Linked DNA regions of Mus musculus: region 1 is linked to region 2. The links are chromatin contacts, found by Hi-C or POLR2A ChIA-PET in ENCODE. All regions are on one chromosome and are shown on one strand. The core of a region is the stretch at or near the end of the contact, and the rest is flanking DNA. Distances in the headings are between cores, read along the strand shown. Region 1 overlaps Jag2 (jagged 2). Region 2 holds the start of 1700127F24Rik (a long non-coding RNA gene).

Evidence for each region. Hi-C counts contacts between places; a loop is a spot of excess contacts on that map. ChIA-PET counts read pairs that join two places held with the same protein, here RNA polymerase II (POLR2A).
Region 1: a loop to region 2 is called in a map of heart, with 4 times the contacts of the local background. The contact joins the enhancer-like site here to the promoter of 1700127F24Rik in region 2. A Hi-C loop is called at or near these places in 12 of 37 maps with a recorded cell type or tissue (Patski, adrenal gland, gastrocnemius and 2 more). POLR2A ChIA-PET finds 5 or more read pairs at or near these places in 2 of 5 experiments (both embryonic stem cell).

The regions. Positions count from the first base shown.
Region 1 is chr12:112,914,855-112,919,709 of GRCm38, reverse strand. Jag2 (jagged 2) reads left to right here. Exons shown (of 26, transcript NM_010588.2): 6 at 2,771-2,901; 7 at 2,987-3,106; 8 at 3,263-3,376; 9 at 3,717-3,830; 10 at 3,992-4,105; 11 at 4,193-4,239; 12 at 4,339-4,512. Among named protein-coding and RNA genes, the nearest start is that of Mir6941, 3.3 kb to the left of the region's middle. Within about 2 kb of position 3,241, at least 2 of the 3 ENCODE cell types and tissues checked have a DNase peak (open chromatin) inside an H3K27ac peak, as active enhancers do; they include gastrocnemius and heart, where a contact is called at or near this core.
Region 2 is chr12:112,874,025-112,879,166 of GRCm38, reverse strand. 1700127F24Rik (a long non-coding RNA gene) reads left to right here and starts at 3,341. Exons shown (of 6, transcript XR_873068.2): 1 at 3,341-3,554; 2 at 3,777-3,893; 3 at 4,005-4,105; 4 at 4,467-5,023.

The sequences.
Region 1 (4,855 bases), core at 1,992-4,491, 41 kb before region 2:
GTGTGTGTGTGTGTGTGTGTGTGTGTGTGTGGTATGCATACATATGAGCACTACATAAATGTGAGGAATCTGGTGCCCAGGTGAACACAGTAGGAAGTCACCGTGGCGTGCTAGTGGGAGAAACTGACATGATTCTGCAGAGAGAGGCTTAGGGGGAAGAGGAGCCCTATCAAGAGAGGCTGAGGAGAACCACACAGCGTGGCAGTGAGGAAGAAGAGAGCAATGGGCCAGTGGGGTGGAGGGGTGGGATGGACCTGCAGACGTTCTGAGGAATAGGAATTTGATGATGAGTTTGGTTTAGGAGGAGGGGGGTGCAGTCAAGCAGGAGCTGTAAACCTGCTAGCTTGAGCCACTAAACCATGGATTTGTGGTGGCTGAGGTAGGGATGATTGTCAGAGAGGCGGGCTAGTGTGTGCCAAGCAGGGCGCATTGGACAGGCCTGGCCTTAAGGCAGCACAGAGTCAGGTGGAGAGGAGGGGCTGGGAATGGCTTGGCCTGCAGCACTTGGAGGCATGTAGACAGACAGGTGAGGAGGACAGAGAGGGGATCCTGCAGCCCAGAGCAGAGTAGAAGCCATTGGGGCTCATGAAGGTGATGGAGGTGATGAGGCTAAGTTAGGGGTAGAGGATAGAGAGAGGCAAAGGTCGGCACCCTGGGATGTGTGAGTTGGGAACGTGGGGGCCCAGGGGGTTGGAGGGTGTAGGAAAAGAGTTAGAGATGAGCATCTTAGACTCAGGGGAGCCACAGCAGTAGGCCTGCCAAGGCCCTCCTGCCATCCTGGTTCTCACTGTCCCTGGGTGCCCTCTGAGCAGTGGGTATACCTCGTGTGTTTTCGGATGAGGACGATGGGGACGTGTACTGTTTGGTCGGGAGAGGCTGGCCAGGGAGTTGGGGAGTTGAGATGGGCTGGGGGAGGGGTTGTATAGTGGCATTAGTGATGTGTTCAGCAGCTAGGCTGGTCCCTGGGCAGAAAGAGATGGGTGTGCAGTGGAGACATCCCAGGTGCCACTTGCACACAGTGTGGTTTCAGACAGTCTTGGCAGGACTCAAGGCAGTGCAAGGAGCACCTGTCTCAGGATGGGCTGGCTTCTTACTCCAGGAGCCACATCCAAGGAGGGAGATGGGGGGTGGGACAGGCAGCAGAAATCGTCCATCCACACAGCCCTCTGCCCCAGTGCAGTCTTTCACAGCCCGGCTCTGAGCAGTGTGCTGGAGTTGGGCGTGGGTTCTGGGCAGATGTGCCCCACTGGTGGTAAACACAGGAGCCTACTCTTAACCCCACACTCACTCTGTAGCCCAAGGTATATTACGGTATCTTGGCGGCTATACCAGCAGCATCCCAAAGTGGTCAGTGCTGGAGGGAGATGAAAGATGAGGCAACGTCCCTCCGTCCCTCCGTGCAGAAAGGCTGTGGGTAGCACACAGGCAGGAGCCCTGGGGAGGAAAGCAAGGGTAGGGGGTGGTAGGTGAGTGCCACCCTCTCCCTGGGCCAGAGGGTGAGGCCAAGTGGCCTCCTGCTGTCCAGAGCTCAGGTTTCAGCAGAGGACACCCCTCCCCAGCCGGATGCTACTGCGGAGATGGCCGTGCTTTCCTGCCACCCTCCCCAGGCCCTGGAACGGCTGGCAGGAAAGCCACAAGGTGGGGTCTGGTGTGGGATGGCCCGCCCAGGGTGGAGAACCTGCCCTTGGGGCTCACGGGGTCTGGGCTCAAAGCTAGCCTTGGTGTTCCCTGGTGAATGACCCAAGGCTAGTCCCAGCCCTCTCTGCCCCTCGACTCCCCGTATCACCTGGAGAGAAGACTCCCAAGTAGAGACAGGGGAGGCCTACTGTGGACCTGCCTTGGACGTTCCGGGCTGGACCCTGGAGCCAGCCTCAGTTTCCCTATGTGAGCCTGGGTGAGCCGGGCTGATAAGTGCCTGTGTGCGTGGCTCCAGGGCAGCTCAGGAAGGGCTGTGGTTTTTCCTTCTATAAAAATAACTCCTGTGGCGGGTGTCAGCGTGGAAGTGACGTGGCCTGCACGTCATTCCTGCCCCACAGGACCTTAGCCTTTAAGGAAGGGGCCCCCAGAGTCTTGTCCAGGGCCCAGAGGGCAGCCCTACTGGAGCCCTGTACTCTCGCACCTGCTGGTTCTGTGCTGGCCACCTACTTACATCCTGAGGGACTCCCCAGAGGCTACACTAGTCCCCAGTGTGGTCAGAGCCAGGTCGTAAGATTACGGCCTCTGACGAGGTCTTCGGGTCTATGTGTTGGGTTCAGCCCCACTCAGTGTGGCGCTCCCATAGGGCTGGCTGGGCAGCCACTGGGTTGGACTGTCCTAGGAGTCAGAGAAACCTCTGCCCTTGAGTAGCAGTGAGGATATGGGCGGCACCCAAGGTCACAGAGCCCTTGGACCAGGGTAGCTAGGATCTCTCCTGATGCCTCTTCATCCCTCTCAGATCCCAGTTGCTGCTGTGTCCCAGCAGCACCTGGTGAGCAGCACCTGGCACTGTACCCCTGGGCCTCCCCCGGCTGGGCCTTCCTTCCAGGCGCCTGGCTCAGAGCTGAGTCCTAGAATAGCTCAGGGGGAGTGACGGGACAGCTGGGCTGACCATCTCGGCCAGTGGCCGGGAATGCCTGTGACAGCGAGACTGGCCGGCAGGCCGTAACCCCTGCTTGGTTCAGAGCTGTTCTCTGGGACCACCACCCAGTAGGGGTAGCCTGCACTTCTGTGCCTGCCTCCCATGCCCCTTCCTCATCTGCCCGGCTGATGGCCTCGTCGCTCGGTCCCCCAGGTGCAGCTACGGCTGGCAGGGCAAGTTCTGTGACGAGTGTGTCCCCTACCCTGGCTGCGTGCATGGCAGCTGTGTGGAGCCCTGGCACTGTGACTGTGAGACCAACTGGGGTGGCCTGCTCTGTGACAAAGGTAGAGAGATGGTGGGCAGTGGGCAGGGCCAGGCCTTAAGCTCTGACACTGGGCCCATCCCTGAGAGCCCTACCCTTGTGCCCAGACCTGAACTACTGTGGCAGCCACCACCCCTGTGTCAACGGGGGTACCTGCATCAATGCTGAGCCTGACCAATACCTCTGCGCCTGCCCAGATGGCTACTTGGGCAAGAACTGCGAGCGGGGTAGGTTGGAATGCTGTCTCTCGGGGAGCCTGGCTGAGGCCTTTCTTCACTGCCTTGTACAGTGGGCTGTACCCCTGTGAACTCTGGGTCTGGTGGGCTCGGGGAAGCGTGCTCAAGTTCAGTGGGCATCGCTCCACTCATGTTCTGGTTCTGCAGCTGAGCACGCCTGTGCCTCCAACCCGTGTGCCAATGGGGGCTCTTGCCACGAAGTGCCATCTGGCTTTGAATGCCACTGTCCGTCAGGATGGAACGGACCCACCTGTGCGCTCGGTGAGTGTCTGGGGGCTTCACAAGGTAGGAGTGGGTAGCACTTCGGGGTGTGGACAGAGTGGTTGAATCCGCTGCACAGCAGACACTGCAGCCAAACAATCGGTTCCTGCTGCTTTACATGGGACTGTGACTCCCTGCTGCAGACTGAGACCCCGTGTACTGTGTCCCTACTCACTGACCACACCCCATGTCCTCTGTCCATGGGTCTACACTAACTAGACACGATCCCACGTTCACTGGCCATAGTCTGTACCCGTTGACTTCGTCCTCTCATTTGCTGGCCACACCCTTACCTACCTACCTCTTTTTCATTCTCTCTCTTCCTCCTCCCCCACTGCAGACATTGATGAGTGTGCCTCTAACCCATGTGCAGCGGGTGGTACCTGCGTGGATCAGGTGGACGGCTTCGAGTGCATCTGCCCGGAGCAGTGGGTGGGGGCTACTTGCCAGCTGGGTAAGGGCTCCCTGGGGGGGACTGTCTGTGCATGGGTTGTGTGCTGTGCATGTGGCTGCTGCTGCTGCTGCTGCTGGCACTGCTGGGGCTGCGGGCGTCAGGTGCAGGGCCCAGTGGGTGAGTGGGGCCCGAGCCCCACAGCTCCCTTGTCTCATTCACAGACGCCAATGAGTGTGAAGGGAAGCCGTGCCTTAATGCTTTTTCTTGCAAAAACCTGATTGGCGGCTATTACTGTGATTGCCTCCCGGGCTGGAAGGGCATCAACTGCCAAATCAGTCAGTATGGGTGGGCGGCGCCGGTGGGCGGGGCTGGGGAGCACAGAGGGCCCCCCTGACCCCACCCGCATGCCCTTCTGCCTCCAGACATCAACGATTGCCATGGGCAGTGTCAGCATGGGGGCACCTGCAAGGTAAGGGGGCTGCCAAGTCTGGGAGGGTGGAATGTGGCTGGAGGAGGCAGGCAGGGTTGTATGAGGTTCGCTCACCCACCCACCTGTCCACACACCTAGGACCTGGTCAATGGGTACCAGTGTGTGTGCCCGCGGGGCTTTGGAGGTCGCCATTGCGAACTAGAGTACGACAAGTGTGCCAGCAGCCCCTGCCGCCGGGGTGGCATCTGTGAGGACCTGGTGGATGGCTTCCGCTGCCACTGCCCACGGGGCCTCTCTGGGCTGCACTGTGAGGTAATAACCTAGAGGGGCTTTGGTGGGAGCCCTGTCTAGGAGGGTCACCAAAGCCAGGCTTGTCCCTTGTCTCAACAATCTTATATGCTTCACTCCCTGTATGGGACCGTGCAGAGGGGAAGCCTGCAAGAAGGACCCCCAAAGGCAGAATTGCATATTTTATGTGTGGACATCATGGGTCAAGGGTGGGCCTGGGAAGAAACGGGTGATTTTCCACACGGCTGCTACCCTGACCCCTGTTGGGTGATCTCCCTTGTCCTGAGCTACACATGGTTTTGCTCTGGCCTTGTGGGCTTCTTAGTGGCCCGTGGCAGAGGCCTCTGACTTCGGGTCCCCAGAGCAT
Region 2 (5,142 bases), core at 2,092-4,591:
CAGGATTCAGGAGATGAAAGCAGAGTCAAGAGTTCAGAGTCAGTCCTGAATTCATAGTGAGTTTGAAGCCAGTCTGGGCTTCCTTGGAACCAAATAACCCTTATCCTAGAGACTGGCTTCAGTGGCTTGGTGTGACATGGACAGTGAGCCTTGTGGGAGACCACTGTAGGAATCTGGAAATGTCCAACATGCAGGGATAATTCCTTACACAAAGGTCCCTCCTGAAGACCAGAGGGAGGGTCAGGCTACAAGGGGCGCTTGAGTGTTGCTCCTCTGTTCAAATACCTCTCATGGCTCCCAGCTGCCTCCTGATGATGCTAAAGCCCAGTCCCCACCCTGTACCCCATTTCTCCACCTGAGGATTCCATACATTTTTTCCTGGTCCACCCTTGTCGCTCTCTACTCTCTGCCTTTTAACTCAACCCAGAGGCCACACCCCATGTGCACTTCCTGCCTCTCCCTCCTCTGTGCCCTACTATAACCACGATGTCACCCATAATTCCTGTTAAAGGATCTCTCTGAGGGGTACTGATCCATCCAGTGCTAACCCTGAGTCTGCACGCAGATGGGTCACACGATGGTCGGCTTGTGTGAAGGAGGGGACAGCTGGGAGCTCAGTCCACTAGTTTTCCTACAGCTGAGCCCTCAAGCCCAGGGAGGCTATGTTCACCTCAGGTTACAGCAGGGTTGGTACGACTTAAGTCAATGATGAAGGTTCTAGAAGGGTTTGTGGTCACATGAGGGATGAAACACACAATCCTAAAATATGCTTCTTCGATCACCATGCTTTCAGGTGCTCCCAGCACCCACCACTGGCCTCCTTCCCCACAGTCTGTGCCTCATGCAGGAACCTCTGAGTTCCTGGGCTCTACAGCCTGCTTCCAGCTCCTCTTCCATCAGAACTATAGAGAAACTCCACTAAATTCTCTACCCAATAGTAATCTCAGTTGGCCAGTCGGTCGCCTTCTGCAGCCATGAGCTGCAGCAGCCACCTGGCTCTAGACACCTATAATTTGGGAGATCAGTCTCCGAAGCCTTGCCCTAGGCTAGCCTAGCCACTTTCCTGAGGGTCTGTCAGTCCATTGCATCACGTTAAGTGCCAAGCCTGCACTGGCTAGGAACTGGAGCACGACTTAAGGGTTACAGCCATCGGAAGGGCTCCTGGCAGGGTCCAGTCCTTGCTGAAGGGATCCTCTGCCTCTCCAGTCAGCAAAGGCGCAGCACAGACCTGAGACAGCCTATGAACCCCGCCCAACAGCACCCCAGCCTCGCCAGGTATGCACCGGGCCGGGGGCGGACGCTGGAGCGCGGTCGGCTGGGCCCGCCAGAACAAGCTCAAGGACCGCGCGCACAAAGGCGCATTCCGCCGCACCCCTGCTCTCTGCCCCACGCTGTCCGCTTCCCGCCTGCCTCTCTGGGTCTCTCCCCGCCTTCGCTGGGGGTGTGTCGCGATCAGGGTCCTCTCCTCCCCGCCCTACCCCCAACTCGGGCGCCCTACCCGGCGGGCGGCGCGCAGGCGCGGGCTTGTCTGACCCCCGTGCTGGAATCTGCTTGCGGGCCCCGTCCCACCCCCCTACTCCATTCTGTCCCGAGGGAGTCAGCGGCCACGAGGGACCTGGGTGGCTCAGGAGTCCTGCCACATAGTTTTTCCGTTCCCTGGGAAACTTCCTACACCCAGTAGGCCCTTTTAGGACCCCTTCTCCCGGGTTGAGAGTTCCTTCCTTGTGTCCTTCTCACCCCCAACCTAGGAGGCAAAGGACCCCGTGGAGTTCCTATTCTGAGTTTCCGCAGCAGACGCTCTACTTGAACGAACATGGCAAGACTCTCGCACTCGGTGGCCAGGTAGACACTGGCGGTAAGGACTGACCAGGAGTGACAACACCAACCCGAGGCAGGTAGCCCACAGAAGCAGCGAGGCTCACCTCGGCTCAGTCCTCCAAGGCTCTAAGCAATGCCAGATGGCTTCCGTGGCTCGACTAGAAAAGCGTAGTGAGGCCACTTGGAAGGATGGAGTAAGTCCAAAGCCCACTCCAACCACCACAAGTGTGGAAACAGGATATTCATTACTGTCATTCTATCCAGTAAATGGGGAAACTGAGGCAAGTGATCTCTCCAGATGGCTGCGCATCTCAGGAGCTCCCATAACCTCTGGAGACCACCTCTGGTGGACTCCGGAACTAGCCCATCCCCTTGGGTTCTGAGACGCTGCCCTTGTCTTCCTGGGCTTAGAGGGTGCCTCTCCTTCCCTCTAGTCGATCCCATGTCCCAGGATTAGTTGTTGAGAGAGATTGGAGATAGGCAAACTACCACCCAGCTCACAGCGACCACGAGAGAAACCGTACTAGAAGAGTCTCGGATTTCCTTGTCTGGCTGCAGCCCTGACCGGCATCAGGCTGCACATTGGGTAGTAAGGAGTCAATCACTGCTGGTGCTAGAACTCCAAGATAGAGCCAGAACTCTAGGAGCCAGAGTTCGAGAGCCTGGGGAGTCGAGACTAGCCCCGCCTCCATCTTGCGCCTGGGCCGGGCTGGCAGGGTTTGGGCGTGGCCCGCTAGCTGGAGTTGGCCGGGATCAAAGGGCGGAAAGCGGGCCTCCGCCCACACCCACTGAGACAGGAATCTGTGGCCCAGGGGGACAGAATCTTCAGCCACATTCCGGGTGCCCGGGGCCCAGCAAGGCAAGGGTGGGGCGGAGCTGGAGTGCCAAGACTGGCATCACGGAGCGTGGGAAAGACTGCGCTACCAGCACTCAGCTCCAGCTGCCTGGGAGGCAGGCGGTAACTTTTGCCAGATCCAGGCGGTGGCCTTGCCCAATCTGGCTGCCCTGGATGGCATTAGGCAGGAGGGTCAAAGGGGGTCCACACTGCCAATCCAATTCCTGCCTGTTGTACTGGCTCTGGGCTGGTAGGGCCACAGTGGGGAGGGGGCACTGTTAGGTGGGCATTCTACAGTTGCATCAGGCAGCAGGGGTTCTTTATAGGAGTCGATGGAGTTTTGCAAACTCTCCTCCCGCTGAGTAATAGGAACCTGCCTGTAAACAGCAGCCCTGAAGCCCCTGTACTGGCTGAGGATAGACCCCTGGTCCCAGGGTCCAATTATTGCTTCCTCACACCACCATCAACCTCAAGGTCAAGTAACATTCCTGGAGTCATGCAGCAAGCTGGACGCAAGCTAGACACAAGCTGGTTCAGGGTAAACTTGGAAAATTCTGAGGCCCAAGTCTTCCAGCCCTAAGTGTCAGGACCAATGATGTCCCTTTCTCTGGCACGTGTCCTCAGTGGGAGAATGGCATCACAATACTACCTCCCTGAGTCGTCATGATGATGTGAGGTCCCAGCCAACACTCTGCCTCCGGAGCCCTCTCTGGCTCCAAGAACATGGTCTCCCACCTTATCTGTGGAGCTGGGTGCCCCCTGGTGGCCGCAGTGTTGACTTAGGTTTTAGGCTAGCTTTCCCAGCCTATGTCCGCGTGCCAGAGGAGGCCAGCTGGTCTCATCACTGCTCGTCTGGGAGAACGTACTCAGCTTGGACCTTCGGGTGACCATGCTGAAGGAGGTGTGGGTCAGGCTGAGGTGTTTGGTCCTAGACTCCGTTTTCTATGACACAAAACTTGGGAAACCCACAGTGACCTAGCATAGGGGTTCTGGGACTAGACATTTATAGCCATCTATATGGTTTGGGACATGAATACGTGGGTAAGGCTTTGGTGACTAATGCATAAGAGCATGCACCTGTGCCTGTCTGTCTACACTTAGTCTGACACTCTCTTGCTCCCAGAGCCCAGAGCATCATGATAAAGCAACTGAGCAGCTGCTGAGGAGGTTCGGGAGAGGTGGCTCCGTAGGGGCTCCTGTGGTTTGCTCCCAGAAACTGCGACAATGACACATTCATCAGGTATTGTCCCATCGTGACATGGAAATAAAACCTTTTGCATAGATTGGTAGATAGAGGCACAAACCATTTGGTAAAGTGGCTGCAATTCACTGCCCTCTTGGCTTTCTCTAGTGGCTGTTTTGTAGCCCTCACCTGGCATCTTTGGCAGAGATGGATTCCCCTACTCAGTGAGTGAGGGACTCTGAGGAGGTTGGCCTAGAAGAAGGAAAGAGGTTTGTGTGCATCTGGGGTGGGGGTGGGGGGAATCCCATCTCTTCCTGATCTTACCCTCCCTAGCCCAGCAGGCCCAGGGTAGAAGTTGTTGGGACCACAACGAAGCCTCCTGAAACTCCCCTGCAATGTGCTCAGAGGGTCCCTATGAGTCCAGTGGTTTGATAGGCAGAACTGGGTTCCCAGAAGGGAGGGAGTCGGGGCTGGTCCTATGGAGTGGTTAGGGGTAAAGAAGTTAGATTTAGTCTTACTCCACCTGAGTGCTTATGAGGCTCATCTTTCCTAGGGAGGGGACAGACAGAGAGGGGATCAATCGGGAATCTCGCCTCTTCTTGGTCTTGCCCTCTTCTCCCCTTGTCACAGATCTGTGCAAGTCATCAAGTCTCCAGTGTCACGAATAACTGGTTTCTGTGCAAAACTCTATGTTGGGAGGGCTGCATCTGGGTGAGAATGCATTACACCTGGATTTCTGAATCTGCAAATTGAGAACAATAGCAATCCGTACTTCACCCGGTTATTTTGCAAATACAACATAGGCGAAGGCTTGGTGCGCTCCTAGCATTTCTGCCTGGACATCAGGCTGCGGTCCGCCAGACGCGCATGTGCGGGAACCTCAGGAAGTCAGAGCGGGTCACTCAGGTTCGCTCTAGACAGCGAAGGCGGAGACGAAATTCTGCCCTTTACCTGCTGAGGCTCGCTCAGGGGTTGTGGACTCCCCCGCTGACGCCTGGGCAAGCCCCAGCGTGCTCCACTCTCCGTAGGGTATGGGTGGGAGTGGGCTCTTGGCCCTAGGCTGCCGGACGGCCAAGAGCTTACCCAGGAGGCGGAGGAGAAGGGGGGTAACCTAGCTCAAGGACCAGAGGCATGTGGAGCAGGTCGTGGAGCAGATTGTGACATTCCCAGCGAGAAGAGACTGGCCTGTAAGCTCCAGCTCAAAGGGCCGCGTAGGGGCTGGGGGCGTGGGGGTTGATACACTCTGGATCCCAGCCAGAAGGAGCAGCAAGTTTTAGGATCCCGGATGAGCAGGAAAGTCTCCCGA